Regions from separate parts of the Homo sapiens genome. Here region 1 is linked to region 2. Evidence: chromatin loops called from intact Hi-C (ENCODE). Cell type or tissue: PC-3. All regions are shown on one strand. Each heading gives the region's core, and the rest is flanking DNA. Links, peaks and the distances in the headings are about the cores only. Region 1 has its middle 35 kb from the start of RTP4. Region 2 has its middle 15 kb from the start of RTP4.

Region 1 (16,469 bases), core at 4,815-12,814, 51 kb after region 2:
TTTTTTAAAAAAATGCTAAGAAACTTGTTACTCCTTAATTCAAAGAGTATTCAAGATAAGTCACGATACAAAGAAACCTGAAGACATACTGTTTCCATATGAAAGCAACTCAATAAAGCTTTTCCCTAATTGGACAATAATCCTAACATTTTGCATGGCATAATTAATAAAGAGTTATAAAGCTGAAAGGAATTTATCTATGTTGCAGATGAGTGATGACTACCTGGGCTGATAATGCAGGGGTAAGAGAATTTACCAAGACAGTAGTAGGTAGAGAAAGGCAGATTCATTAGAGAAAGTAGGAAAATACGTTGCAAGGAGGCAAAGGACAGCCAGCAAGAGAGGAGTTGATTGCAAGGAAAAGCTGATTGCTTGAGATTTTATGTAAGGATAGTTCTTGGGCTGATTGATAATACCAAGGTAGCAGGGAGCTTAACTTGCATTCTTCTGTTAGTCTAGGTGTTTGATAAATTGAGGCATTTGACGATAGGCAGGAGATGTGTGAATTATGTATGTTATTTGCACAGGAGGGCTGTATGTTCTGGGCCATAAAGAAAGGCAGACCTACAACTTACCTGCTTTATCTCTTTGCTTTCCCCTGGTCCCACCAGCTTGACTCCTTTTCACTAATTAGGAAGCCGCAATCTAAACTATTAATACTTTTTTTAAAAAAATTGACTAACCGTGATAGAAGAAAAGTATGTCTTTGTTCTTTTTTTTTTTTTTTTTGAGACAGAGTCTCACTCTGTCACCCAGGCTGGAGTACAGTGGCATGATCTTGGCTCACTGTAACCTCTGCCTCCCAGGTTCAAGCAATTCTCCTGCCTCAGCCCCGTGATTAGCTGGGACTACAGGCACACGCTGCCACGCCCGCCTATTTTTTTTTTTTTTTTTTTTGTATCTTTAGTAGAGATGGGATTTCACTGTGTTGCCCAGGCTGGTCTCAAACTCCTGAGCTCAGGCAATCCTCCCACCTTGGCCTCCCAAAGTGCTAGGATTACAGGCATGAGCCACCACGCCTGACCTATATCTTTGTTCTTTACAGAAAATAACATCACAAAATTTTTTTAAAAATCGATCAAATTATAGTGTATACAGTATTACAGTATGTCAGGCTATGTGACATTTTTGAATTTTGTTATAGTTGTTGTATCTGGCCGCATTCTTAAATTTGCAATTTATTGTGATTTCTTTTCTCATTCTAATAAACATTCATTTTCACCCCAACTTTGTATTTTTGTACTCTTAAAGGGCCCAATCATATTTTATAGGTTTCAGACCCCACCAAACCTGTGACGAAGAGAGAAAGAGCCTGGTGTGGAGTTGCTGGAAGAGAGGATGATATTAACTGGGACCCGAAGTATAGGCACAAGTTATGGGGTGAAGTAAAAGAGCATGCAGATAGGTGGCCAGTAGCACTAAACTAAATTCTGGCTCAGCTGGGTTACCTCTGTAAAGAGACAGGAGGTTGAGCAGTGGACTGGATGGTTTCCAAAGGTTCTTAGTAACAATGACGATAATAATTTTTACCACTACTGAGCACTTATTACATGTCATGCATTGTGTCAGAGGTCAGCAAACTATAGCCCACGGACCAAGTCTATCCTCTTCTGTTTTTGTAAATCAAGTTTTACTGGAACACATCTGTAACTATTCATTTAGGTATTATCTATGACCACCTTTGTGCTATGATGGCAGAGTTAAGTAACTGTGACAGAGACCATGTGACTTGTATAGTCTAAAATATTTACTATTTGGCTCTTATAGAAAATGTTTTCTGGCCCCTGGACTCTGTGGTCATTATTTCTGGGGCAGATTGCATTTTCCAAATATGTCCATATAGTGTCTCCCAACCCATATGCTCTTGTAAAAATGTGAACTTGTTTCACATCATCAAGAGGTGAAGTCAGCTTCTGTCTGGGTGGGCCCTGTGACTGCTTTGACCAATAACATAGAAGTGAAGTTGGACCATTGTTTAGCTCACAGCAACTTCTGCTTCCTGCCCATAGGAAGCCAGCTGCCAGTTAAGAAATACAAGTATCTGAGACCACCATGCTGTGAAAAGCCCAAATCCCACAGAAAGGCCCTAGCATGAGATGCCATGTGGAGAAAGAGCACAAGGGTCATGAAGGAGCCCCACAGGAGTAAGGAAAATATCTTGGAAGTAGATCCAAGCACACACTGCCCCAGCTGACACCCTGTGGATCACACACAGATTGTCCAAACAAGCCCGTCCTAAGTTCATGACCCACAGAATCATTAGATGTAATAAAATGTTTGTTTTTATCCATTGAGTTGGGGTTCGTTTGTCAAACAGCAATAGCTAATTGGAATGATCTTATATAATCCTCATAACTGGCCCAGTACAGATGAATTATTAGTCTCAATTTATGAGTGAAAGAGCCAAAAGTTGGAGAACTCAAATTATATGCCCCACATCACACAGTTGGTAAATGACAAAGCCAGAGTTCAAACCAAAGTTTATCAGGCTCTGAAGCCCTGGTACTTTATGCGCCTTCCTGTATTGACATTCTGTGTGCTGAAAGCTGACAAAGCTAAGAGACGATTGGTCAAGCAGGAGGCCCCTGAGAAGGTCATATTCCCAGACATATTGGGAATTGGGCTCAAGTTGAATTCTGAGCATTCAACTTCTGCAGAGTAGAGCAGTTAATAATATGCCAAACATTGGTTCCTTGGCAATTATCATAACTGTGTTTCTTTTCCATCCACAATATGTTTTTATTTGCCTCCAAGGCACAATTGTTTTTTAAAATGCTTTCTTTTAAAATCAGCTTTATTGAGATATAAAACATGTAACATAGAATCCACCCATCCTAAGTGCACAGTTGAGTTATTTCTAGTAAATTTACACAGTTGTACAGTCATCACCACAATCCACTTTAGAACATTTCTATCATCCAAAAGGTCCCTCATAACAACTTGTGATCAATTCCCATTCCCACAGCTAACCCCCAGCCACCACTGATCTGCTTTCTGTCTCTATAGGTTTGCCTTTTCTGAAAAGGCTGTATCAATGGAAGTATACAATGTGTGGTTTGCTGTGTCTGGTTTCTTTCACTTATCATTTATCAGTAATTTGTTTCTTTCAATTGCTGAAGAGTATTCTGTTGTATGCATATGATATGCTTGTTTTTACATTCACCAGTTGGTGGACATATGGATTGGTTCCATTCTGGGACTGCATCAGTGGCAGCATTTAAACAGTGTTTGATTGCTTAGAAAGACTGACAGGACCCAAAGTGACAATGCTTATAAAGGAGACAAGAACATAGCAATGTTATTCAATTAAGAACCTCAGGCACTTCCTCTCACATTCTCCACAGTCAAGAAGGTTGACCAAGATTTGTGAAGAGTTAGGGGAATCCAAATTGATTATTTTGGGCCCAGGGAATCTCCATCCTTCAATGGCTTGTTCTCTACACTCTCAAATCTAATCTTGAGTTTTCTTGGATCCACCTCTCATTTTAGATGGCTACTGCTTATGAATAATACAATGTAGAACATTGGCTTTACTTGACAATTCAGTTTAATTATTGAATTTTTAAAAAGGGGTATTCTCAAACCCTCAGAATCATGGATGGCACTACAAATAGATTAGTTCATGATTATGATAGTTGTTGCTAAAATGGTAACACAGTGATGTCCTTGAATGAAATATGCAGATAAATCCACTGTTACTTGATTATGGAATTGATCCTTTTTAACAATAAAATGGGAGCAGACAAATCTTTAAAGTATCTGAAAAAAATGTTTTAAAATGAGCTGGATTTTCTCAGGATAAACCAAAAGTTTACCTTCTGATCTTGAGTAATTATGTCTGTCTCATCCAGTAGCTTCTATTCTCCTGAAAGGCAGGAATTGTCTCACTTTTGTTTGAATTTCCTTTATGGCTAGTACAGTGCCTGGCATACAATAAGCACTCAGAAAATATTTTTGCTGACTTAAAGTGTCATCACAAGCTGCTTTTTACATATGCCAGTTCCTTTACTCCTTGGGATGATTTTGCAAAGCGTTACTACTCTAGTTTTCACAGAGGAAGGAACTAACCCTAAGGGAGGGTAAGTGATTTGCCCAAGATAGTACCACTAGTAAAAGGCAAAGTTAGGATTCAGTCCTGTCCTGATTTCTATAGGGTCCTTCCTTATAGACAGGGAAACAGGACACAAAATAATCTAAAACAAGGCATTTCTTTGCCATCTTGCTGTTGTGGATTTCATGCTTTTCTCTCCTTTTTACACCATTGACTTATCATATTATGCTCTTCAATTACATATGTCAGTTTCCTCCCACAATGGCTCTGCAGTCAGTGCTGTAATTGCTCCTTATGGAACCTGAGCCCACATGCCTACAATTTCCCCATCAACTCAGCAGCTCCTACTGCCTCCAAAGGACCATGGCTAATACAGCCTACAAATGTATATGCACCTGTGATTACTGCCATTTTCCACTCAGTTATCATTAAGAAGCACTACTCTAGAGTGCCTTTTAAATATTGTGTATTGGCAACACTCTGATGTGGGTAGGTGGCTAAGAACCATTATCCTCCAAGTTATTATTGAAAAGTGGTACCCTTAAGGTGGGAGCTGACATGTTCGCTCACACGATTGAGGGAGGATGCAAAGTTCTTCTAGAATTAAGGTCCATTCCCTGCTGTTAAGTTGAGGGCACAAGGCTCTTTCCTAAGTAATTAATTAAGCATCCACTTAAGGGGGAGGGGAGGGAAACTTCAGCTAAAAAGCTACTAGAGTTTGTGTTGTACAAGAAAAAAGTGGTTGAGAAATAAAGGATTTCCCCAATTTCTTAGGTATAGAAATCCCTAAAATACATTTCAAAATAAACTCAAGCAGGTCATGGAACCTGAGAACCTGAGAACTAAAAGGACTTTGAACATATGAGGAAACTGGAGTCTATGCAGGGAGCAGGGCTTGGCCAAGTGGGTAGCCAAGAATGAGATTTTAAGACCTCCCGACATGGGCCCTCTTCACCATTGTTCAACTGAAGGTTGAGGCGGGACAGTGATGCCACTTCTACCTTCCATCCCTGGGAGCTTCTTTCAGGAGCAGTAACAGAAACACCAGGTCTCTGGGACAGTGGCTCCTGCCATCGGAAGAACATTATTTCTAGGACACCCAGAGCTCAGTCTAGAAACTCTGGTCAAGAAAGCCAAACATTGCTGAAGAGATTTAAAATGAAAAGCATAAAAGTGCTAGTACATGTGCCTGAGATAAAGCCCCCTCTCCACCTCAGGGCTGAGAGAAGCTGGTAAAAATGCTGATTCTAGAGACCTGAGACACTTCTAGGAGAGATTAAGGGATCAAGTGCAAGGATTTTCCCAACGAACCTGAAGCCCAGGGTAACTGATCATTGTCATAAAAGAAGGGACTCCCTTTCCTCAGGGTTAACCAAAAGTAGGGAGCTGCAGGAAAGGCTGAAAAGAGGTCCAGAAGGGCTGCCTCGAGGCAGGGACATCATGGAGAGCCACAGTCTGAGGAACTTGACTGGCATCCAACAAAGACAAGGCCTAGTTGAAGCAACCACCGCATAAAAACACCAATGAAATAGCCGTCGCAACTAAACTTATTGGGCACATATCATGGGCCCAGCACTTTTTAAAGCACTCTGTATACATGATCTCATTTGATCCTCATAACAGTCTCTGTAATTCTAATAAGAATTAGAGAATGTGGTAGGGCCACTTTCAAAAGTTCCGGGAAAGGATTACTATAAAGGAGAACTCTCCCATTAATAACATGTTATAAGAGACCAGTGCTATTTGAGATCCCACCACTTCTCTGTGTATGTATAAATAATAATTTTTTGTATACATGTTAGTTTGAATCAGGGGAAACCTTCCATTTTGTATCTCAAAAATGGTCAAATAGCAAAAATTTTATATGGCTCAAACTAATATGTATATAAAATGTGTATTCTTTATTGGAGGGAAGTGAAAAAGTAGCAGGCAAATACAACAGTGTAGGATATGTGCTATGTAAGGAGTAAATACTGTGCATGCTGAAGAAAAAAAGACATGAAAGAGAGTTCTAACCAAGATTTCAGCGAGGTGAGCAGTCAGGAGAGACCTCTAAGAGAAAATGACGTCTGTGTTAAGACCTGAATGGATGACAGTAAAGGAAATTAATCACTAGGAGCCAGATTTAGTAAGTCAGGGATGCTTTGCATCATCATGAAGTAGCTGGTGCAGCACTTGCACTGCCACTGTAAACAAGTAAAAAACTGGGCAAAATATATGAGGAAAAAACCATTTTCAGACATTGGATAATAGACATCACAAGATCGTAATTACTGGGAATAGGAACACAAACAAAGTGAATCCTTTAATTTATTAAAGTCAACACATTGTGAAAGATTGAAATAATAAAGAATATGTTCTCTGCTTTTACAGAATTAAATTAGAAATTAAAAACAAAAAGGGATCTAAAAATAAACAACATAGCTGTAAGTAACTCAGGTTAAAAAAGAAATCACAAGGGGAATTTAAAAATATTTTGAACTGAATGAAAATAAAAACAAATGTGTGGGACATAATTAAAACAGTACCTAGAAGACGTATAACTTCAAATGATTATGTCAGAAAGTAATGAAAAGTCAAATCGATGATTTAAACTTACATGTTAATCTGCCACAAAAAGGTGAGACAATAAAATTTCAAGTGAGTGGAAATAATAAAATAGTAGAGATAATAGCAGAAATCAGCCAAATAGAAAATGTACAAATAGCAGAGAAAATAAATGAAACCAAAAGCTGATTTTTTAAAAAAGAACAATAAAACTAATAACTTCTATTTAAACACACCAAGAAAACAAGGGAGAAGACACAAATTATTTATATCAAGAACAAAAAAGGGAACATGATTACAAATTTTACAGTCACTAAAAGAATAATAAGGTCTATTATAAATAGCTTTATGCCAATAAATTTAACTTCTGATAGGAAATGGAAGAATCCTTTGAAAAACACACATGACTAAAACTGACAAGAGAAAATAGAAATTCCAAATAGTCTATCTAAAAATAATTTTATTTGTAACTAAAAATGCTTCAGAAGGAAAAATCCCAGCCCAGATGACATCTCTGGTGAATAATTTCAAACATCTAAGGAAGAAATAATAATGATTATACACAATCTCTTTCATGAAATAGGGAAGGTGATGGTACATGAGCCGTCACTAGATAGGTGTTCAAACAAAACGCCAGCAGCACCACCATGATCCTGCTTTCCTAACGGAGCCTTGTGGCGTCTGCAATTCCACTTCTGGGCAGTTATCCAAGAGCAATTAAAACATGTGTCCATAAAAATGCTTGTATACAAATCTTCACAGAATTATTATTTATGCTAGATTAAAAACTGGTAACAATCTAAATATGTATTAGCAGGAGAAGGTATAAATAAACAATTTTAATACATATATATGGTAAAATACTACTCAGAAATAAAAAAGAATGCACTGCAGATATATAAAAAAAGCATAGATTAATCTAAAAAGCATTACACTGAGTAAAAGTAGCCAGACACAAAAGACTGTGTGTGTGTGTATATATATATATATATACTCTCTCTATATATAAAAATATGTATGTGTGCATATATATACATATATATATACGCATATATATATACATATATATACGCATATATATATACATATATATATACGCATATATATACATATATATACGCATATATATATATACATATATATACGCATATATATACATATATATACGCATATATATACATATATACGCATATATATATACATATATATGCATATATATATACGTGTACACATATATATATACGTGTATATATACACACATATATATACACGTATATATATATACACACACACATATATATATATATATCAGAAAGTGTAGATTTTTCTCCTGCTAAATCCATCCTCCCTATGCACCATCATTACTCCAGTACCTTGAAGAGCTACAGGGATCTAGAAAGGACCTAAAATACCCTATGTTCAAATAACAATAAGCTCGACACCTTTTAAGTGAAAATGTTTGCACCCACTGGTGGTAACTTGAAGCCATAGGAGAAAGATAACATTTATTTCTGAAGTGTTAGTTTTGATCAAACCTGCTTTAGTTAGTTAGATTATGTATATATACACAAACCCAGAGACCTACACACAAAACCAAAATATGTATAAAAAACAAACATTGATGTACTATGGAATATAAAAATAATAAATTTTTAAAGATAAAGCATGAGGCTGGGTTGTGGTGGCTCACACCTGTAGACCCAGTGCTTTGGGAGGCCACAAAGAGATGATTGCTTAAGCCCAGGAGTTTGTGACTAGCCTGGGCAACATAGTGAGCACTGTTTCTACAAATTTGTTTAAAAAAATTAGCCATGCATGGTGGAGTGTGCCTGTAGTCCTAGGTAGTCCGGAGGCTGAGGTGGGAGGATCACTTGAGCCCAGAAGTTGTGGGCTGCAGTGAGCTATGATTGCACCACTGCACTCTAGCCTGGGCAGCAATGAACTACTGACTCAAATAAATAAATAAATAACGAAAGATAAAGCATGAGATTCTAAAGACATTTTATGTTTTCAGCAGGCTAATTTAACCTACATTTCTAGGCTTCCTTCACCTCCTGCCCTCCACTTCACATCTTCTTCCCACCCCTGTGAGAGGTATCTCTATTCATTCTCCTTGGCCATCCAGGGACTTGGATGGATATGTTTGACAAAGACTGATGAAAGGCATATGCTAACAGGTACCAAGAACTAGGAGATGGTGTCAGGTGCTCTTTGGCTTTCCTCAGCATCACCTAACCTGAGGAACCTGGAGGACTGTTGCTTGGGACCCTTCCCAGAAGAAGAAGTTGTCAATCTTGTGGTTTGACAATTCCATTACCACCCTTTCTATTTATTCTATCCATCTTCCATGACTTCTGATTGCACCAAGCCACAAACAGTCCACAGTGCATTGTATACTCAAGAACCTAGACACAGAGGCTACAGAGAGGTCACACAAACATGTGGACTAGGAACTTCCAAGTTTTTGTGAACACCGCTACTAGCTGACTCACTACCTGAATCACTGGGAGAGAATGAACTATGGGAGGGGCCTTGATAGTCTCCCACGTTTCTGTGCAACCCAGAGCATATCACAGCTTCTCAGAGCAGTTACTGGAACATTGGCTTTGCTTTACTTACGGACTTTAGGATCTATAGACTTCTTTGTTTTTAACATCACATGTTGTTTCCATCAGAAGATTTTATTGTAATGAGTCAGTGCTTCTCACTGGAACTAATACTGGTCACGGGGCATGTTTTAAAATTTAATGGGATCATTTGATTTGCTACTGTTATTAGTGGACAAGAGCCAGGAATGACAGACCTTTTGCATTGCAAAGGACAGCTCCAAACAACTAAGAAGTGTCCTGCATTCCATGTGAAAGTTAAATAATCTTTTTTATACTAGTCTGACCTGGCATATATACTAGTCTGACCTTTTTATACTAGTCTTCCTTCACCAGTGCTTCTTTTACCTCTCAAATAAACTGCTTTGCTATTGTATCTTTGTTTCAAGGTGAGTTTCTGGTGTAACCCGAACTATGGTAATTTTTTTAATTCTAGTATTTAACTCTCTCTCTCTCTCTCTCTCTCTCTCTATATATATATATATATACATATATATACACGCACACACATATATATACATATATATACACACACACACATATATATATACATATGCTAGTCTGACCCTAGCATTTAACTCTATTTTATATGTATACTCACACTGCTAATGGCATTTGAATTCCATTGTAACACACCTGTGCTGTTACGTTTGTGCATTTGTAGCTATGGCATGCAATCTGATTCTGTGAAGAAGTGCAAGCATTTCACTACTTGCTCAGGTACTCGAGTGTGATGTGCTCCAGCAATTGCATTGCTAAAATGTTATTATTTTTTACAAATTACTTCCCTTTATTTCTTCATGTATTAAGTTCGGGGCATTATATTGCAGTCTGTGAAATGATATGTTTATAGATTACATTATCTATGATTTTTATATCCAGATACTAAATGGGATATCACAAAATATTTGTTGTTGTTGCTTTTGTTATGTGCATGTGTTTGTGTGCTTTGTTTTTTTTTTTTTTTTTTTTTTTAGAAAAAAGAGCATTCAATCTAAAAGTCAAGAAAATGACGATATGGGTGATAAATATTGACAGCTTAGACAAGGGCTTGAGGGGTGAAAAAGAAAGTCACTGTGGATATAGAATTAACAGAATTTACAAAGAGATTAGATTCAGTGGATTTTAATTAAGCTCTGTTTCAACTTTCCCTTCTGTAGGCTAAATAAACCCAGAGCCATCAACCAACTTGGCCTGCTTTATAAATCTTTTGTTATCTCGGCTGCTGGCTTCAGAAGCACTTCCCTGGGTCTCTAAGTTGTGTTCAGTTATGGATTTCCAAACAGAGCTTAAACATATTAAGCGAGAAATTGGGTCTCCCAATTCCCACGTAATACACCATGCACTGGCTCACAGATCTGACAATGTAACGTGGATATGCACATGTAGCAGCCATTATCAGTGGCCTGTCTATATTCTCCCATCTCCTGTATATGTCCAGTGACTTGCAGCTGCCAGCATCTACATTTCTTTAATTAAGAGTCTTCTTTGGCCACTGAAGCCCATCATGAAGGAGGCTGGAAGTGCAACCCACCTGCATCCCCCAAATAACACTCAACCTGTAACTTCCTGCAGTAGGTGTATAAATACTGGAGCTCCCTCATCCTTTATATGGGATAACTCTAAGGTGTGTGCCCAACACTGTTCTCCAGGGTTTCCTCTACAGGATTCAGCTCCAGTCATCCACAGTAATAGATGATTTGATAATAAACCCCATGTCGACTGCCTTCCCTGTCTCATTTTCCCCTTCTTTCACCAGTGTTTCTTTCACCACCCAAATAAACTGCTTTGCTATTGTATCTTTGTTTCAAGGTGAGTTTCTGGTGTAACCTGAACTATGGTAATTTGTCATTCATTGGGCTCGAGTCCTCTCATGGTAGAGGTATGTAGTTGAAGAGCTCAGGCCTAGGAGACAGACCTGGACCCTAGCTCCCATCTGTAACAACTCACCATTTGAGTTTAGGCGTGTTACTTCTCTCTGGGCTTTAGCTTTCTTACCTTTAAAATAAGAATTTGGCTACATTAGCCTTTCCCAAAATACACTCATTGGAAGAACACTCTGTTTTTGAAATGTTAATAGTTGTCATGGGGAAAACAGAAGAGAAGGAAGAACACTTCTGGTCTATATCAGGATTATGCTGAAGTAAAAGTAGGAGTGCCTAGCTCAGTGCCTGACGTATAGTAATCTTGTAATAAATGGTGATTGATTCTGAATACTAACAAGTTAGCTCATGCTCCACACAGAATTGCCATAGACAGGGGTTCTTGACCTGAAGTCCATGAACTTCCTGAAATTATAATTAGAATTATATACCCTGTGCTCCTGTGCCCTTTTCTGGGACAAATTTCTCAGTTTAATTATATTTTTAGGCTCCCTACAAAATTAGCTCTGTATTAAGCCATTTATTCTTATCAGTTGTTTTAAAACATAACAGCAGACCACTACTTCCATTTCAGTGATTAATCATCAATAAGCACTTATTAAACATCTTATCTCCCTTTTGGAGGAACAATTTCTAGGTCTTTGTGTAGTGGTCAATTATAGAAGGATGTAGATGAAGAGCTACATAAGAATTTCTGAGATATGAATACAAATTGAATAAAGTGATATTTAAATATAAGAATTCAGTTGATATAAGAAAAAGAACTAATGGATTAAAAAAAACGCTGTATGTCACAGGAAGCGGTATCGGCATGTAGGTAGAAATGAAAAAAAAAGTTGAATCTGGCCAGTTTGATGGAGATATGCTGTTTGTTGGAATGGGGGTGGGATAGACTCTAAATGGATCAGGATAATCAAGCTGCTGTTAGAACACTTTCTCCACTCTTTTCTGTTAGAGCAACAGACCACAAGTCTTAGATTAAAATGATTTGCCCCACTCTCAGTCCATCCATTGGATCAGTGTGTCCTGGTGTTTATTATTATTATTTTTTTAATGTTCGCTACATCTGTCTTTGGTGCCTCAATAGCTTGCACAGTCCTTTCCTATGTGTAAGGCCTTAATAACATTTTTCAGGCTGTTTGGAGATCTGATGTTATCCCAAACCATGAACAGCAGAGCTGTCTTCGCATGAATCAACCTCAAGGAGAATGGAACAAACCACTAGAGGTGTTTCCAGCTCCAATTTTTTTTTCAGTCTTTTTCTCCACACAAAGCCTAATGTTTGGTTGTTATTGACAACTGCTATGACCACATTTGAGAGTGTGTGCCAGGAGCCATGTGGAGGAAGTGTGGAGGCGAAAGAAAAAGAGACAAATTGGCAGAAATAATTTTAAGTGACGCCTTTTCCCCCAATTACTTAAACTCACCTGGCTTTGTCTACATCAAGAGAGGCATAATTTTCTTGTTTTTAAAAACAAATGATGCCTCAGTAGAAAATAAATGCATTATCATGGGTAAAAGGCAAATACATTGTCAAAATAATCGCTATGGGAGATAGAATCCAGTTTCAGCAAACTCTTTTCAGTTTCTTATAGGCAGCAAATAGTGTTTAATGAGAATAAACTAAACAATATCCTTGGTACAACGACCTCTGCTACACTTTTTCAGTTAAAATTTCTAGCTCGGTCAGTCTTTACATTTTTGTGAGTTTAGGGTCCCTTTTTAATAACTGAGGATTTTAAGTACTGGTGGTGGTATGCTTAGTAATTATTAAAGAGAAAAAATATAAAATGGTGTTCTAGTTATTGTTGATACTGATTGTGGGACCACAGCTGTGACTGTCACTCACAAAACCTATACATAGCCTCTTTCTATAGTCTCTTTGCTTTCTCATGTCAAGGTAGTTGGGTTTCAAGAGCAAGTATCTCAAGAAAACCTGATGTCACCTGTATCATCTTTTATGATTCAGACTAAGGTCACTTGGACTCAGGTGTCCTCAGCTCAAGTCACAGAACTCACTCCTGCTCCCATAGCAAACCCACCCAGACTTACTTGCTTCAGGTCAACATTACATTATAAGACAAATATCTGGGATTAGAGATAGTATTATGGCCATTTAAAAAAGTACAATCTTCCACAAATAGAAAAAATGCTATCACCATTTTTGTAACATTCTTAAATGAATATATGAGCTTATCACACCTGGCAATGAGATTTCAGTGTCTCAGTATCACCTCCCATCATTGGGCATCTCTGCTGTAGAGCAAATGCAGGTAAAACACACCTCAAAAGGGTCAAGGCAAATAGGCACTGCTTTCCACCCTTACCATGCCATTTCCACACACAGAAGATCGACCTTCTTGATCTCTACTGAGCATACCTTCCAGCACATTCCATATTCTGCCTTTTCTAGCCTTCTTTAAATCATTCTCCTACATGCGATTTATCCCTCATTCAGACAACAAGGTTGAATGAAAATACATACCTAGTCACAAAACAAAGCATCTCACAAACCAACTCTGGCTACATTTTTTGGCACAAATAGTAACAATGACATATGCAGCTACCAATTTTGAGTACTTAAATGCCAGACACTGGGCTAAGTGCTTAACAGACGTTAGCTAAAGTAACCATCAATAGGATAAGAAGACAGGTCCTAATATTATCCTATTAAAAAAAAACAAATCAAAAGGGTCCATGAAGTTTATTATAAATGTACCCAAAGTCCCAGCTATAACGTCATGGACTGGAACTCACAGAAACCTTGCTTTTAATCATTATGCTGTTATGTTCCCATACAGGCTAAAATTGTCTATATAACGTGACATTAATGGACTTGCATGGTCTGGACCTTATTTTTCAGGTTTAACAGTTTTTCTCCACCCTTATGTAATCTATACAATAGTGACCTAGTGCATCTTACTATATCCCCTTCCTCCAGAGACACATAGTCACTTTCATTCTTTTGTGCACGTGCTTAAGGTATCTTTCTATTTTCCAACTGGCAAAATAAAAATTCCCTGCAAAATTCCATTTCCTCTAGGAATCCTGTGCTGACTTCTTCAGACAGTTAAATGTCTCTCCTCTCAATCTCTATGTCACTGAATACATTCCTCTATTAAAACTTCTCTGAAATCATTGAATTTAATTATCTGGGTGTCTTTCCCACAAGGTACTGTACTACGTGAGGCCTGAGAGGTACCATTTGTCTGCAAAGCTCAAAGATGAACACAGCACTTGTACCAAGTAGTCATACATTAAATATTTGTTAGAACTTTAGTTTCTTGCCATGATGAAGTGCACTAGCCTTCTTGTAGTAAACAATCATAAGCCTGGATAAATAATATAACTGTTTTCTGATGTTGAACCAAAGGTAGTGGAAGACTGTGCTCTCTGAGAGCTGGGAAACAAACAAGATAATCCCCACAATAACCGTGGCTTTCTGCCTGAAGGCACTTTTGGACTGTAGGGCAGTGAAAAAAAAGCCAAAACATCACAGTTGCCTCACTGAGCTAAAAAAGATAAAGGCCAGAATTTAAGACTACTGAAACAGTTGGAGTTTCTGGAAACAGGATAAGAGGGAAAAGGAAGCTGAGTAGAGAAGGAACTCCAGAAATCTGCATAGGGAGCCCCTTGAGTCTTTGGCTGAGTATTAGCCTGTGTATATACACAGAAAAATTTCATAAAGCTATGCTAGAAGCATTTACCAGAGGGAAAAAATACTGGGGAACTGTGAGCTAAACAAACCCCAGAGTTTGCACAGGGCTAGAAGATGATTGCATTCTGATCTGCCAGAGTGGAGACATTTTGCTAAACATCCCAGATATGCAATAAAACTTATAGAAAAGCAATACTTTAGGAATAGAATTAGTAGAACCCTAAGGTAGACATAATTCTAGTCTTTAAAAGTTTATGAATAAATCTCAAAAGGAACATGTTAATCCTTGAGCAAATTCAATGCCGAATGGAACAAAACACAAAATTCTATTATGAAAGAAGAGAAAATTCTCCAAAAATGTAATTTTTACAATATCAACTGTACAATCAAATTTACTACATATGTAAATGAACATAAATATGTGATCCATAACTATAGAAAAGTCAGAAAAATAGAAATAAAGAAATGGGAAAGGTGATAAAATTAGTAAATAAGAATTTGAAAACAACTGTTATAATTATATTCAAGAATTTAAAGGATAGCATAAGCATAGTGAGAGAACAAATAGGGAATCTGAATAAAGGGAAATGTAGCATAATAAAATGGAAATTCTAGAATTGAAAGATGTAATATTTAAAAGGAAAAAATTATGAGATGAGTTTAATAGCAGATTAGACAGTCGATAAGAGAGGTTAATAGCAGATTAGACAGTCCATAAGAGAGGTTAAGATAGAAGAATATAAATTATATAAATGGGAGGATGTCACAAAAAATAAAATGCTGAGGGAAGTGAATAGCATCTCTGTGAGCTCTGGGACAATATAAAGGAGTCTAGTAAGTGTGTAACTGGAATACCAGGAGGAGACAAAAGAGAAGTTGAAGTGGGGAAAAATATTTACAGAAATAATGGTTGAAACCTTTTAAATAACATGAACAATATAAATCCATGGCTACAAGAAATTCAGTGTACTTCAAGCAAGATAGACACAAAGAAAACTAGTCCATAGTATGTTATAATCCAATTGATGTAAACCAGTAATATGTAAAATTAATAATAAAAAAATGTTAAAAGCAGCCAGAGGGAATAAGAAAAGACATATCAAAAACAAACATGAGAACAACTGATTATGAGTTGTTCTCAATTATCTATTATCACTGATTTCTTATCAGAAACTACTCAAATCAGAGAAAATTGGAACATCTGATGTGGTGGCAAGAAAACCTGTCAACTTAGAAATCACATCCAAAGAAAATGTTGTAAAAATGAAGGCAAAATACAGTATTTTCAGATAGACGAAAAGCTGAGAGACTTTGCGGCTAGCACATCTTCCTTTGGGCTGAGAGCTACATAAAAGAATAAAAAGAGCCAGAAATGGAGCCAGGCGCAGTGGCTCATGCCTGTAATCCTAGCACTTTGGGAGGCTGAGACGGGCAGATCATTTGAAGTCAGGAGTTCGAGACCAGCCTGGCCAACATGGTGAAACCCCATCGCTACTAAAAATACAAAAAATAGCTGGGCGTGGTGGCATGTGCCTGTAATCCCAGCTACCTGGGGAGCTGAGGCAGGAGAATTGCTAGAGCCCACAAAGTGGAGGCTGTAGTGAGTTGAGCCACTGCACTCCAGCCTGGGCGACAGAGCAAGACTCTGTCTCAAAAAAAAAAAACACAAAAAACAAAAAACAAAACTGAGAGAGCCAGAAATGGTAAATACATGTATGTATTTA
Region 2 (16,469 bases), core at 3,290-11,289:
CTGATTATGAAATTTATATGGAAATTTAAAAAGTCAAATACCCAGAATACTTTTAAGAAGAAACCAAGGTAGGAAGCCATGCTATATAAGGTATGAAGACATTATAAAATCACAGTGATTAAAACACTATAATATCAGCACAAGGATGTAGTCAATGAACTTGACTAGAGAAGCCACAGACAGACTCCAGCAGAGATAAGTACTTGATATGTGATATAGGTCATAATGCAGAGCAGTAGAGAAAGGGTATTTTTTTTATCTAAGTAAAAGATACTAAGCTTGATCCCTATCTCACAACACGTGCAAAAACTAATTTCAAGAGATTTGAGACCTAAGTGTGACAGACTTAACAAAAAAATACATATTTTTATAAGATAAAATAGAAGAATTTCTATTTCCAGTAAATATTTATTTATTTATTTATTTGTTTGTTTGTTTGTTTGTTTATTTTTTTTTTCTTGAGGCAGAGTTTCACTCTTGTTTCCTAGGCTGGAGTGCAATGGTGAGATCTCAGCTTACCGCCACCTTCGCCTCCCGGGTTCAAGCAATTCTCCTGCCTCAGCATCCCGAGTAGTTGGGATTACAGGCATGTGCCACCACACCTGGCTAATTTTGTATTTTTAGTAGAGACAGAGTTTCTCCATGTTGGTCAGGCTGGTCTCGAACTCCTGATCTCTGGTGATCCACCCGCCTCGGCCTCCCAAAGTGCTGGGATTACAGGTGTGTGAGCCAGAGGGCCCGGCCTATAAAGTTAATTTAAAAAGACACGAAAAACACACATTTCTTTTCCATAAAAGAATGAGAAGTTTGAGTATATTAAAATGAAGAAATTTTGTTAATCAAAAGATATTATTGAGGGTGAAAAAACAAGCCATAGAGTGGGAGAAGATTTTTACAACAAGGGATTCGTATGAAGAAAATATAATTCAAAAAACAAATAAATAAGAAAATGGCTGACAACCCAAGAGTTACCAAGAATTTTGAACAGACATTGCACAAAAGAGAAAACTTAATGGGAAATTAACATGTGAAAAAGCACCGCTTTCATTAGTAATCTCAGGGATGCACAATTAGAACCACTGGAACGTATCACTATATAGTCACCAGAATCATTATCGTCAAAAAGACTAATCATGTATCACTGAGAATGTGAGCCAACAGAAACTCATACATGTCTGTGGGACTTATAAATAGATACAATCCCTTTGTACAATATTTGGCAAATCCCAAATTTGATGATACACAGTATGTGTATCATACAATACAATCTACTTATTGTTGTGTAATCAATGTAAATGTATGCACAAGAAATTTGTTTAAGAATATTCATGGCAGCACTATATGAAATAGCCCCAAAGTGGAAATAACCCAAATGGCAGACAATAGTGGAAGAGAAAAATAAATTAACATATATTTAAACCATGGAATAGTATAAAGCATCATCAACAACCCAAAAAGCTATAGCTCCCCAAAAGGCAAGTAAATCTTTAAAAGATAATACTGAGCAAAAGAAGTAAAACAACAAATTTATACTAAATAATTTTTATAGTGTAAATTTAATAAAGGCAAATCTAAACCTTGAAGTAAGGAATACACACTTTGGTGGATGATATATGAAGAAGAGAAAGGAGACAATTCCTATAAAAGTCACGAGAGTGGTTAATACTTGAGGGTAAGATTGAAAAGAACTGTTGGCTTTTAGAGTTCCATCATATTCTACATTCTGTTACTGGGCCTGGGTAGTGAACAGATGAGTCTTCTTTAAGTCACACATTTACGTTTTATGCATCTTTTTCTGTATGCTATATTTTGTAATCAAATATTTTATAACCAAACAAACCATAAAACCCAAATGTTTTCTTTCTATGGCTGGTTTATTTCACTTAGCATAATGTTCTCCATGTTCATCTATATTGTTGCAAATGACATATTTTTCTTGTTTTTTTTTTTTTTTTTTTTTTTTTCTGAGATGGAGGGAGTCTCACTCTGTCGCCCAGGCTGGAGTGCAGTGGCGCGATGTCAGCTCACTGCAACCTCCACCTCCTGGGTTTAAGCAATTCTCTGCATCAGCCTCCTGAGTATCTGGGATTACAGGTGGGTGACACCCTGCCCGGCTAATGTTTGTATTTTTAGTAGAGATGGGGTTTCACCATCTTGGCCAGGCTGGTCTTGAACTCCTGACTTTGTGATCCACCCGCCTTGGCCTCCCAAAGTGCTGGCATAACAGGCATGAGCCACCGTGCCCAGCCACAAAGGACAGGTTTTTCTAAGGCCAAATAGTATTCAGTGGATAGAGGTACAACAGTTTGTTTATCTTTTCATCCACTGATGGACACTTAGGGTGATTTCACATCTGACTATTGTGAATAATGCTGCAATGAACATGAGTGTGGAGTTATGTCTTTGACATACTGATTTCATTTCCTTTGGATATATAGCCAGTAGTGGGATCATATGTAGTTCTATTTTGAGAAACACCTCCACTGTTTTCCATAATGATTATAGTAATTTATATTCCCACTAACAGTGTACAAGTATTCCCTTTTCTCCACATCTCACCAACACTTGTTATCTTTTGTCTTTTTGATATAAACCATTTAAACAAGTGTGAGGTAATATCTTATTGTAGTTTTAATTTGCATTTTCCTGATGATTAGTGATGTTGAACATTTTTTTTCATATACCTGTTGGCTATTTGAATGTCTTCTTTTGAGAAATATCTATTTATGTCCTTTGTTCATTTTTAAATTGGGTTTCTTTCGTCCTATTGAATTGTTTGAGTTCTTTATATATTCTGGCTATTAACCTCTTATCAGTTACATAGTTTGGAAATATTTCCCCCCATTCTAGAGTTGGTCTCTTTACTCTGTTGTTTCCTTTGGTATGTGTAAGCTTTTTAGTTTGATGCAATTTCATTTGTCCACTTTTGCTTTTGTTGCCTGTGCTTTTAGAGTCACATCCAAAAGATTTTTGCTGAAGCCGATGACAAGCAGCTTTTATCCTACTTTTTTTCTAGAAGTTTTATAGTTTTAGGGCTGATATTTAAGTCCTTACTCCATTTTCAGTTGACTTTTATATATAGGATAAAATAAGGGTCCAAATTCATTTTTCTGCATGTGGATATTCAGTTTTCCCAACACTGTTTATTGAAGAGACTATTTCCCAATTGTGTGTGGAATCTAAAAAAAGTTGAACCCATAGAAGCAGAGAATAGAATGGCGATTACTAGAGGCTGGGGCAGCAGGAGTGGGGTGGTGAAGGGGAGATGTTGGTCAAAGGGTGCCAAGTTTCAATTAGATGGAAGGTGTCAATTCTGGAGATCAGTTGTACAGCCTAGTGACTATATTTAATAATAATGTACTGTATACTTGAAAATTGTGAAGTTCTCACCATAAAAAATAAGCATGTCACATGATGGATATGTTCATTAGCTTGATTTAATCACTCCACAATGTACACGTATATAAAAAAATCACATTTTGCCTCATAAAAGCATATAATAAAATAAATAGGCTGGGCGTGGAGGCTCATGCCTGTAATCCTAGCACTTTGGGAGGCCAAGGTGGGCGGTTCACGAGGTCAAGAGATCGCCATCCTGGCCAACATGGTGAAACACCATTTCTACTAAAAATAACAAAAATTAGCTGGGCATGGTGGCACGTGCCTGCAGTCCCAGCTACTTGGGAGGCTGAGGCAGGAGGATCATTTGAACCTGGGAGGCGGAGGTTGCAGCGAGCTGAGATCACGCCACTGCACTGCAGCCTGGTGACAGAGCGAGACTCCGTCTAGAAACAACAACAACAAAAACAAACATAAATGAATAAACACACATGTAAAAACATTTCAAAAATAAATTTTGAGGCCAGGAGTAAAAATGGAAAAAGATAATATTTTCTATTTGATTTAAAACATCAAGACCATATTTGTCATAAACTTATATGCACTTTAAACAATGTATTGCTAGATATAGAAAGCACAGTTCTTAGATATAAGAATAAAATTTGACTCACTAGAATTAAATAATTTTTATTCATTCCAATTTTTCTGTACAAAAAAGAGTTTTTAAACACCTTGTCTTTAAATTTAATTGACCAAATAGACCAAAAATAGAATATTAATGAGTTTAGTCACATAATTAATAGGATGAATTTACTAGATAATCTAGCATATGGTACCTTATAAAGAATGTATATTATATGCCCATAGAAGCAGGAAAAAAAATGTGTACTGCATTCTAGGACTATCACACAATCAAGCTAGATCCACATAAATGCTAGATCAAAACTGAGACCTACTGAAAAAAACAAAAACTAAACAAGTAAAATCTCAAATTTCTTTAAAAAATTGTAAATCAAATCAAAACTATATTCTGAGATATAAAAATCAACAAAAATAAGAACAGTATACAGCAAAAGTATGGGCTGGTACTAAGCATAAGCACTATTCATACATTTAAATTCAAAAGGCCCAAAATAACAACCAGGCCTTCAATTCAATACAGAAAAGTTAACAAAATAAGCCATATAGATGCATATATAAAATTATACAATTAATTAAATAAAAGCATAAATTAATGACTCTGAATGCTAAAAATGAAAAAATACAATTAATGGATAAAAGGGGCGATTCTTCAAAAAGATAAATAAAATACGCAGGTCCAGCCTGGTGCAGTGGCTCACGTCTGTAATCCCAGCACTTTGGGAGGCCGAGGCGGGCAGATTACCTGAGATCAGGAGTTCAAGACCAGCCTGGCCAACATGGTGAAACTCTGTCTCTACTAAAAAAACAAAAATTAGCAGGGCGTGGTGGCACACACCTGTAATCCCAGCTACTCGGGAGGCTGAGGCAGGAGAATTGCTTGAGCCTGGGAGACGGAGGTTGCAGTGAACTGAGATCATGCCACTGCACTCTAGCCCGGCTGACACAGCAAGACTCTGTCTCAAAAAAAAAAAAAAAAAAAAAAAAAAAAGGCAAGTCCTTTGGAATTTGGGCCTTGAATGAAGGGAGAAAATAAAAATATAAAGCATTAGAAATGAGGAAAGTATAACTAGATGAAAATCTAAACAAAATACAGAATTCTTTAGGAAAATTAGAAAACCAAAACTGACTCCAGACAAGGCTCTCCACCCCTCCCCACCCTGTGTATGTGGGTGTAGGGGTGGCAGTGGGAGAGGCTGTGGTTCTCCAGAACCTTCCAGTTGCCTGGAAAGTTCTGTTAGGAGGATCCCACTTTGTCCGCAGAGCTCATGTCCTTCAGGCCATCTTTGCAGGTAATAAAGGGTGTATGGTATTTTAATTTCCCCCAGGTCAGTGTCTATCTTTCAATGTGTTGTAAATAAAGGTGGAAGGAGGTATGCGTTATTTGCTTTCCAACATGTTCCAAGAATGCAAACAATATGAAAATCTGCCTACATCTTTTTATGGGGCTAGCATTGATATGTCTGATGCTAAAACTTGATGAGAGCACAAAACATAAACATATAGAAAATTCTAATTTATAAGTGGTAAATGAAATCATGTCAAAGTGACTTAAGAAAAAAAGGGAGCTGATTTGTTCATATTACCAAAAGATATGGCAGAATGTTCTTCGGCATGCTGGAAACAAGTACTTAAAGCTTCCCTTTGTACTGGTTTCATTCTCAAGCACATTTTCACCTGGCTGTGGCAAGCTGTCTAGGTACAAGCTGACATTCTATTAGCTTGGTACTCCAGCAGAAGGAGAGCATCTCTCTGTTGGCAACTCCAGCACAAGTCCCCATAGTGGCATCTCACTGGTCCGGCTTAGTTCCCATGCCATCACTAAACCATTCACTGTGGCCAGAAAATCTGGTGCTCTAATTGGCCAGGAGTGAGTTATGTGCTCACTCCTAGGTTATGGCTCAGTACTAGGAAGTCTATGAATATAAATGAGAATATTAATTATTTAAAAAGAAAAATCATGTGGGGAAAGGCATTATACTTGATTTAGCACTCATTTCTGGTTAGTTCATTCATTCCTTCAACATACATTTCTTAAGGACCAATTCTGTATGGTTTTCTGGTTTTGGTGTGGAAGTGAACAAAAACAAGCCAAACTCCCTGCTTTGTGGAGGTTACATATTAGGATTTAACATTGTATGCAGAATAGTAAGAAAGTTTAAATATGGTTAAAAAAAGTTAGATACTAAAAGCAAAATGTATGTTAAATATGGCAGCACTAAAGACATTCCCATCCTAGAGTATTTATTTTAATTATCTTTTAGAGCACAATTTTAATAAGGTTTCTGGGAAGCGCAGATATATATATTGAGTTTCTACTTGTTAAGGATCCTTTTTTTCTTTCCATTTTGCAAGTGAAAATAACTTGATAGATTTTTCAGACTCGAATATTTTTCCTTTAAACTCTGCAAAAGTTGCATCATATTTGCTGGAATTTAATATTAATGAGAAAGGACCTGAAGCCAACCTAATTTTTGTTGCTTTGTAGGTAAGCCATTTCCTCCCATCCCTGCCTGGATACATGTAAGACACCTCACCCAACCAATCTAAAAAAACTTAAAACTTACCAGAGTATGTGTATGTAGAAAACTCTATTGATTAATTTTGATTGCTTCTTATGAAGTCCTTTCAAACCCGAACATGTCTTTTTTGACTCAGAAACATTTTTTTTCTTCTTTAATTGTTTCTCCTCAATTTGCACTTTTCTCCTACCATATTTTTTGTATACCTAAATGGGATCTTCTGCATTTGTTCTTTACATCTTTGTTTTTCAATGGTTCACCACCTTCTCTCTTTTCTTTGATTTTGGGAGACGTTTTTGAACTTTTGCCCTCCTGCTTTGGTTTTCCATGATATTTAGTGCCCCTTTGCCGTTTGAATTTTGTTGGTGATATTCTTTGTTTGCAGTCTTTAAAACTGCATGATGTCATTTTAAAAGAAATATTTATTTAAGATTCTCAGAATCCAAATGAAATGTTCTCTCTATTCCCTAGTAATTTTATTTAATATGAAGTTCTCTGATTTCAGAAGCCTGTCCTTCCCAGTATTGGATGTTGAGCCTGAATCGCTCAAGAACTATTTGTGGACCTTTTAAATTTTTAGGTCTAGACAAGGAGGGGCTGAATAGGTTTGGATATACAGCAGTTCTTCTTTGCCTGTCTGCATTCCTGAAGCCTGACAAGGGTAGGCAGAAGGCTCGAGAAAATGATGGTCAGGGTCTTGGAATTCTCTGCTCAGGCTTCTTTCCTTTCCCATGTTTCATGTGATCTGAGAGCTAGCTGGGGCAGTGGCCTCATTTGCTGACCCTCAGAGTTCCATGCCACCCGGCTCATATGTCCTCGGGCGTGCTCCAGTGTGCTGGCACTCCCTTCACGGTGCATGGACCAGGAAACCTAATCCAAACAAGTCTAGGCAATAAAGGGAATGAGCACTCAGTTCACTGAGATAAGCTGAACGCTACAGGACTTTTTCCTCATAGCCTAATGAGGTTGTCAAGGACCAAGTTTCTTTTAGTCTTTGTTCTCTGCTTTCCAGATGTCTTCACCCCAAGCCAGACCTCCCTTAAGGAGACAAAAAATTTGCAGCAGTTCCCACAGTTCACGTCTGCACAGCACATGACCCAGTAGGAGATGGGACTGACTGGGTCAGACTGCAATACCTGAACTCCTTGTTATTGAAGAAGCATGAGGTCTCACTAATTGGCTTATACTCATATTGGCATTGCCGCTGCCTCCAGGGCTGAGGTGGCGTTAATTCACTATTTCCTGCTCCGCCACACAGCTGCTACCCAGGTGAAAGGGTTAAATGGCTAAGGGATAGTCATCCGTAATATATTCAGGTTTTTAATGCCTCTTCTAAGTGTGTTCTCAGAATTAGCCAAGTGCGCAAGTGGTAGAGATACACAGGGATAGATTTATTTACTTTTGTGAATCTACTATATTAATCATGTAGTTTGTTTAAATAGTGTGATTCAGTTTTGAGAGCAAAGTTGGGAAAACCTCTTACCCGTTATTTTTATTTTACTTTGATACTCTGTTAAGTCAAACTCAATGAGTGGGGAGCAGGGAGGCTAATGGGCATTTATAGAATGACATTATACTTTAATATTAAAATAGGAATATTTAGATTTACTTATATATGTAAGCAATTTTTTTTAGCATGTACTACTTGCCAGGTACAGTTGACCCTTGAACAATGTGGGGGTTAGGGGCACCAACCCGCCCCCACCACACAGTTAAACATCTGTGTACGACTTCTGACTCCCCCAAAACTTAACTCCTAATAGCACATTGTTGACTGGAGGCCTTACTGATAACATAACCAGCCTACTAACATGTATTTTGTATTATATATATTATTTATTATATTTTTACAATAAAGTAAGCTAGATAAAACAAAATGTTTCTGAGAAAATCATAAGGAAGAGAAAATAGATTTACTATTCGTTAAGTAAAAGTGGATGATCATAAAGGTCTGCATCCTTGTCATCTTCACATTGCGTGGACTGAGGGGGAGAAGTTGGTCTTGCTGTCTTGTCTCAGGGGTGGCAGAGGTGAAGAAAACCCATGTATAAGTGGACCCACTCACTTCAAACCTGTGCTGTTCAAGGGTCAACTGTGTTTCATTACTGAGCGTGAGAGTGCAATGTGTACCAGCCAAAGAAATGTTCCTGCTCTTAAAGAGTTTAAGTCATAGAAGAGATCAGTCAAGTCAATAGGTTTGTAGTGTGAAATTGTTATACAAGATGCCCTGGGTGCTACGGAAGCACATAGAGCAGGCACCAAATCTAGGCCTGGGGAAGCAGAAAAAGCTTATTTATTAGAGGAGAATACTGAGTAATACTTCAAGGGCAGGTCGGCATGGGCCAGGTAAAGAGATGCTGAAGGAGCCTCCAGACAAGGAGAGCTCATGTGGGAAGGCCCAGCAATGAGAGAGGCAGTAAAGCAAGGTTCTAGAGTTAAACTATCTGGTTTGGAATCCTGGCTCTTCCACTTATCAGCTGTGTGCACAAAGTATTTCGACAGGGATAATAAAAATGGCAGCTACCCCGTGAAGTTGTTATGAAGATTGAGCAAGTTAACATTTGTAAAACACTTCAAACAGGGCTTTGTTTGTTACATAAAAAATAAAATTAAACCTACATATAAAACAAAACAAATCTTTCCATACTGCCTCAATCAACAACGAGTAAGAAAGAATCTACTCTTTAGTGTCTCCCATTGGAGGCCGCCATGTTTACTCCCTGACCTCCGCAGCAGTGGATCCAGCTTCCTAAATGAGCTTGTCTGCTTCCCCTGCCCTGCCTGCATTGAGCTTCCAGCTGGCTCAAGAGACATGCTCACACACAAGCTCAGAAAAGAACCACGAACATTGAGAGACAGCAGCTCAGTCAGTGAGTCCATGGGAAGAGCACCAACATGGAATCCAGGAGAAGTGGTCATGTGTACATCTAAGATAAAAGCCAGGCAAGGCAGCCATCAGTGACTTGGGCAGGTCGTCACAGAGACTGACAGGAAGTTCTTGTTGCCACTTCCATATTTTGTGAAAAGGCAAGACTCCAGCTCTGGGAAGCCTGACCAGCACCAAGCCAGGCCTGCATCCAAGAAAATCACAATACAAAGCAGGTTATCAAAGGACTAATTCCCTCCCTCCCTCCCTCCCTCTCTCCCTCCCTCCCTCTCTCTCTCTTTCTTTCTCTTCCTTCCTTCCTCCCTTTCTGCCTTCCTTCCTTCTTTCTTCTTCTTTCTCTCTCCTTCCTTCCTTCTTTCCTTCCTTCCTCCTTCCTTCTACCTTCCTTCCTTCCTTTCTTTGTTTCTACAAAAAATTTATTTAAATGCTTAACTTGCGCCAGACAATGTGTCAGGTACTGGATATATTAGTAGTAACATATAGTTTCTGCCTTCAAAATGTTTAGACTAGTGAGAAAGACAGGTATCAGATGATGTGATGCTTTGATAAAAATATGCACAGGGCACTATAGTAACAACCCAAAAGTTCTGACCTTACCAAACTCAACTGCAAGGATGAAAAGAGAAGTGAGGAATGGAGGTTGATAGAGAAAGAGGATTAAGAAAGACTTCATTCAGGAGAAACCCAATTATTAATATGAGATCACAGCAAGATGGCTTCTAAATTGGCCTGTTGAAGCCACTCATAATACACCTGTGCTTCTAGAACTTAGAGTAGAGACTGTGGGTTGGCAGTGTACAAGGACAGTGATATAACAAATATAAGAGCAATGTTTGAATGAAAGAGAAAAAAATTCAGTGTCCATAAAGTAAGAACAAACCTCCATGTAGAGACTGCAATGATGTACAAAGTAGAGAATTGTAGAGAATACTACTCAACAATAAAAAGTAATGAAGTAATGACATATGTTACAACATGGCTGAACCTTGAAAACATTATGCCAAGTGAAAGAAGCCAACCACAAAAGACCATGTATTATGTGATATGAAACGTCCATAAGAGGCAAATCTACACAGACAGAAAGTAGACTGGTGATTGCCTAGGGTTGGGGGAATTGGAGAAAAACTGAGTGACTGCCAATGGGTATAATGTTTCTGTTTGGTTAATAAAATGTTCTTAAATGGATTGTGGTGATGGTTGTCCCCCTTTGTGATTATACTACAAGCCATTGAATTGTATACTTTAAATGAATGGATAGTATGCTATGTGAATTATATCTCAATAAAACTATTACACATTTTTTAAAAAATGAAAATGGTTCCTTAGCAGAGTAGAGGAAAGTTAAGTATGGCTAGAACTTCAAACATATAGGGTGTAGGATGTAGTGATAAATTAGTTTAACGTGGTAAATCTCAACCAGGGTGAATTTTGCCCTCCACAGAACATTTGGCAATGTCTGGAGACATTTTTAATTATCACAATTGGCATGGTGGTGTTACTGACATCTAGTGGGTAGAGGCCATGGATGCTGTTAAACAGCCTACAACGCACAGGACAACCTCCCCAACAAGGAATTATTCGGCCCAAAATGTCAGGAGTGCCAAAGTTGAAAAACCTTGGTCTGAAGAGGTAAGAGACCAGGCCATGAAGAGTTATGGGGTAAAGTTGAGAAGTTTGGCCTTGCTCTAAAGAAGAAACAATGGTATTAATTGAGGGATTGGCATGATGAAATTGCCACTGAATACCCAAAACGTCACTTTGTGTACAGCTTAGAAAACAGATTAGAGAATCAGGGAGGACAGAGATAATGGTGACCTAAGTAGTGTGCTAGCAGAGGGAATGGAAGGATTTAAAAGATATTAATTCACTAAGAAGAATTCTCAGGGTATGGTGATTTGTTTGATTCAATGTTCAGAAAAAGAAGGAGAAAGAGGAGCAGCTTGGGATCCAGGCTTCTGGCTGTGCTAGTAGGTGATGGCAATAAGGCCCTTGGCTGACACAGCAGATAAAGGTGAAGGAGCTGGTTTGAGGGAGAAAATGACAAATTGGATTTTGTCATTTTCAAAATCAAAGTGGAGACTTTTAGGGAGTAACTGAGGATAAGATCAGGAAACTCTGGAGAGATTGGGGCTGTGTATTGGGCATCAGGATATATAATGCAATTGTACATGGGAATGCGTGCCACCGCCTAAGAGGAGTGTGGCATGAGATAAGAAGGCAGAACTCGGAAGAACACTAACAGGCATAGAAGAAAGAATCCAAAGGCTATTTAGAAAGTGGCAGGCAACTTGAGGAAATAAACAAAACCAAACAAAACCAGGACTGTGCAGTATGACAGAAGTCAAAGAAAGATGATTTCAAATAGGCCACAATATACAATTTATAGTATACACTAGGAAGATGGAGAATCACCTAGTGGACTTAGCAACAAGGAGTTTGAAGGCGACTATGTTGAGATGGGCTTTAGTGGTGTATTGGGGACAGAAATCAGAGGGGGTGTGTTGAGAAGTAGCTGAAAGGGAAGGAAGCAGAGTGATGAGTGTAAGCAGCTCACTTGAGAAATGTGGTTATGACAGGGAGATCAATGATAGTGGGAAGGGGATACAGGGTTAAGGTTGGGGTCATTTGAGACAAGAAAGACTTACTTTAACATGTTTAAGCGCTGAGTGGAAGGGGCCAACAACAAAAAATTAGATACACAGAGCAGGGGAAATTAAAATGTCAAGATTTGGGGGAAGCACTGAAGTCATTATTCAACATAGATTGAAGGATGCTTCTACTATCCAAGTAGGAGCAAAGGATAAAAACATGGGTACAGAACACAGAGAGTTTATAGGTTTGGTGGCATAAACTTTAGGAAATTCTCATTTGAAGATTTCAGCTTTCTCTGTGAAGGAGGTAAGGTCATTTCCTGAGAGTAAGCCAGTGAAACAGCAGAGTTGAAATTTTGTGGATAGTGGACACAGTTTGAAATAGCTGTAGTAAAGTGGGAAAAAAGAAAGCAGAGAGATTTATGGACCATACGGAAGGCTCTACTGAGATAGGGGAACATAAATGTGCAATGCCATGAATGTATGTGTGTATGTGTGTGTGTGTGTGTGTGTGTGTGTGTTTTCCTAACAGCACTCAGCAGGCTTGAATAAAGTGGGGAGTAGATTAATCCTAGGTTGAGATTTTTACAAGCAATATGGGACAATTCCTAGTGTCGAACTACATTTTTTTAAACTAGAGAGAGAAGGAGGTAAAGGCAGCAGAGCACTGATGGATGGAGAGGTCAGGGATTTGCAAGGTCTAATACTGGACTTGGTGGAAGTAGCTGAATTGGAGAGCTGGATGTGGTTAGACAGATAGATAGCTTGGAATATGACAAGGTCTAGTATGTGGCCATGAAACTGGCTGACTTACATAAATGGAGGTGAAGGGCACTGAAAATGAATGGGGTCAGGAGTGTAGGATGGATTTTCTTCATCAAACCTGACTTGTCTTGGCAGAATAAATGTATATCATGCCTCTTTGCTTAAGTGCAGATTCTAAGTAATGTCTTGCTTTGTTTCAATTCTCAATTGGATTTTATCCATAATGCTAGACTCAATAGTACTTGTTATATTTCAAATCTGTCTAATACTTGCACTTAAGGAAATTACAGAGAAGAATGAAAACATTTCAGAAGGCTACAAATGAATATAAATCATTGTGTGCTCATTGATGTGAGGGTTAGAGGAAGCTATGGAGAAGTAGTAGCCTAGATTTTACCATCTTTTTGTGAACAAATGCTCACTTAACCTACTTATACCAAGAGTTTGACTGGCACCAGACCAAGCAGAGTCATGCCAATTTCTTCCATATTTTAGTTTTGATTTCAGGGAAAGAAGGAGAGATACCCAAAGATTTTCATAAATCTAAGACTGGAAGAGGCCTTAGAGTCATCTTCCCCAGCTGACATTTGATGCTGAACTACTCAATATCCTCACCATGTGGTCACTCCACCCAGTCACTACAACCCAGTCCTGGCAGAGCTTGGATTTGAATCCAAGTGTTTAATTCTTAACCTGGCCTTCTTTATGCTATATCAAAATTCCTGGGCTACCACTTGGGAGAGGGAGCTGGAGAGAGCAGTGAGTGGGGTAACCTACATAGTTTCCCACAGCTTGGAATGATGGTTGTGTGTATTCATGCTGAAACAGCTACTCTCCTTGAGGCTCTTGTCTCCTGCATGTAGTTCAGCCCCTTGGAGCCACTGGGGATAAAACTGCTTCCTCTTGCACATTGAACATCTTTATTTGGTATTATCAAGTAGCCAAGATTCTAGTGCAACTTCCCTTCCTCAAGGCGACCAGTCCCATCTACCCTATCACCCTTCCCTCTTCCAGCTTCACCTCAAGTCTCTGCTTTCTTCTAGGGAAAGTAAGCTCTACCAGGAGGCAGGTCTCTGGCCTTCAGGAGGACTATGCTCAAGTTCATCACTCCACTGCACATTTGGGACAGCCTGGTGCTGTCAACATCACCAAGTTGAGATCTGGGAAGACTCTTTGCATTTCCTAATGGAGAACCAGAGCCCTGATCCATCCATACAATGACAGAACTGGAACCGAACTTGGAGACTACCTGGTCCAGTGCTTTATTATACAGAAAGGGAGGTGAAGCAGCTCATCCAGATCATGGCAATTGACTAGTGGCACAGGTTGGATTTAAATCCAGGTCCTCTTATCTCTAATCTGGTTCTCTTTGTGTTTATCAGATTCCCTGGGACAATACTGCATTTTGTTCTCCCTATATATTTGTGCCAGAATAATTTTTCAGCTCAGTTTCACATATTCATACTATCAATATTCATCTTCCAAATCTCAGGAGCTTAGCAAGAACAAAAAGCGGATCTAAAAATTAATCCATTATTGGATGACATGGATTATAGCAAATACAAAGTAGGAGAAAACATACATAGAAAAGTAAAACCTCAGAGTATTTACAGCCTTATGACATCCATCAGGCTGTGACCAAAATTGGATAAGACAGAGCATTATAAATCCTGGGGCTGTAAGGGAAGCACAAGGAGAGAAAAGTGTGCAATAGTGGCTGCTGCCCTGAGCAACATTCATCATCTGTGATCTCCCAGCCTCGCCGTCTTCAGAGCCCGTCCTGTGCACGGTGGGTTTTGTTCTGAAGCAGTAGGATGCACTGACACTGATCCCTCTCTACATTCTTGATGTATGCGACTGATACCTCAAAACTGAAGCTCATAGGGCCAGCCTGTATCTGGATTTTTAAATATGAAAATGAAAAAAGAAAATCTCTGTCTGAAGGGCTGGCAGAGAAAGAGGGAATCAACCTCTTTGCCCCAACAACAATGAAAAACCAAATCTGTGATCCTGTGGCTGAGAACAAAAGAGTGCCCCGCAGAGAGGTACACAAAACAGGCTGTGAAAATGACCCATCAGAAGGAACTCAGGAGAATCAATAACTTCAGTGGAAGACTTTAGGTCAAATTCTGAAACTACTACAGTGTGAATCCTGTGAACTGTCCTGGGGGAAAGGAGTCTGAATGTTTGCAAAACATCTGCGTTGAGGTGAAAATCAGGAGTCCTTTAACACACTCATCAAACCACCCCTGGGTGGGCTTGTTTGTTTCCTTCTCATTTCCTGGGCTCCTGGCTGCTCTTTGCACAGGCGTAAAATTCTCACTGCCATCAAGAGGGGATACAGGGGTCTCACTGAGGCCCGAGCTGCATTCTCATGCCCAGACTGAGACTGCAGAGGTAAAAAGTCAAGTTACTACATATTGGCATTATAATTGGCAGGCTGTGTGGCCTCGCCTCAGCTTTGCATTGTAATAGCCCCAAATGATCTGCCTCTGTTTCTCACAGCTCTCCTCCCTTGCTTTCAATGTCCTCTGCTGTTAATTAAATTCATACATAATGACTGTGGCTGTCTCCTGGACTCCATCCATCAGACAGCAAGCTGCTTTCCAGTGCCAGGTCAACTCAGCCATAATGAATAGACTCAGAGGCTGACCCTGCCTTCCAGATTTTCACCACGGAAGAAAGCACACAAGTGGTAGTTAAAGCATCTTGTTTCACATTGTACCTCTGCTACTCATAAAGTGAGATCTTGGCAAGTCAGTCAAACTTCTCGAGCTTCATATTTTCTATTTATAGTGATTTTTATCCAGGAGTATTTCAGTATCATTATTGAAGCTTTTAAATAATACAAGTCCCACCCCATACCTGTGGAATCAATTTCCAGAGGTGGACCTGGGTATCTATATTTTACAAAGCTCCATTAGATGCATCCATTCTGAAACATTTCTTGATAAAGGACATAAACCATTGGGTTATTGTAGAAACCATATAGATATGGGTATAAAGGTGCATTCGAAGAGATAAAGTGCTCCAAATCTTATTCATTTTATCTTTTGCTTTTCTTCTCCTGAACGCACAGACACAGACACTTTCTAGATTCTTGTTCTAAATATCTCTTTCCTTTCCATATGTGAGCCCTATCTCTTTCTCATTCATTAAATAATGAGTTCAAATGTTGTATTCCATTTAAGTCCTATTAACTTATGCCACTTCATAGTCTTTCTTTTTCGAAATAACCCTATCTATTTTTTTATTACTGTCCATGTATATGTCATATTAGTATATACATCATTAAATCTAATGGAATGAGTATTATTTCCATTTTACAGCCAAGGACATTAAGATTCACAGAGATTAAGTAATTCAGTAAGTATTGGAAGTGGAATTGATAACTTTGTCTTCTTCTAATTTTAAGTTCATTGCTTTTCCCATGGGCTAACTCTGGGAATAGCATCCAAGTTTTTACTTGTAACTTAGCTGTTAACTATTACAAAGCCAGCAAGTAATAAATGGAACTTAGGGAACCTTTAAAATCTCTTCCATGGCTTGGTGGTTTAATTATTATTGTAATATATTTAGAAATTTTGATGGCTGATTGAATTCTTTATTTCTCTCCCAGATATTTTTAGCTGAGTAGATAATTAGTCTGAACTGTGTGGGACTTGGTTCCTCTCCTAGAAAAAAGCACACAGGCAGCCGTGACTCCTTGAGCTTATGCCAGACTCT

What was found. Peaks named below come from ENCODE experiments on the same cell type or tissue, not always from the same donor. Only the 100,000 strongest peaks of a DNase experiment are listed, where the experiment ranks them.
Region 1: it touches region 2 in a loop (10-fold over the local background); 4 of 110 quality-filtered maps call a loop at or near these places.

The regions. Positions count from the first base shown.
Region 1 is chr3:187,394,776-187,411,244 of GRCh38, forward strand. No RefSeq gene overlaps it. Among named protein-coding and RNA genes, the nearest start is that of RTP4, 35 kb to the left of the region's middle. In PC-3, for the core only: no CTCF peak of the experiment used is centred there; a DNase peak (open chromatin) is centred at 9,126; H3K4me3 peaks cover 478 bases; H3K27ac peaks cover 1,828 bases.
Region 2 is chr3:187,345,510-187,361,978 of GRCh38, forward strand. No RefSeq gene overlaps it. Among named protein-coding and RNA genes, the nearest start is that of RTP4, 15 kb to the right of the region's middle. RefSeq lists enhancers at 14,485-15,055, 15,056-15,625. In PC-3, for the core only: no CTCF peak of the experiment used is centred there; no DNase peak of the experiment used is centred there; H3K4me3 peaks cover 659 bases; H3K27ac peaks cover 697 bases; H3K27me3 peaks cover 851 bases.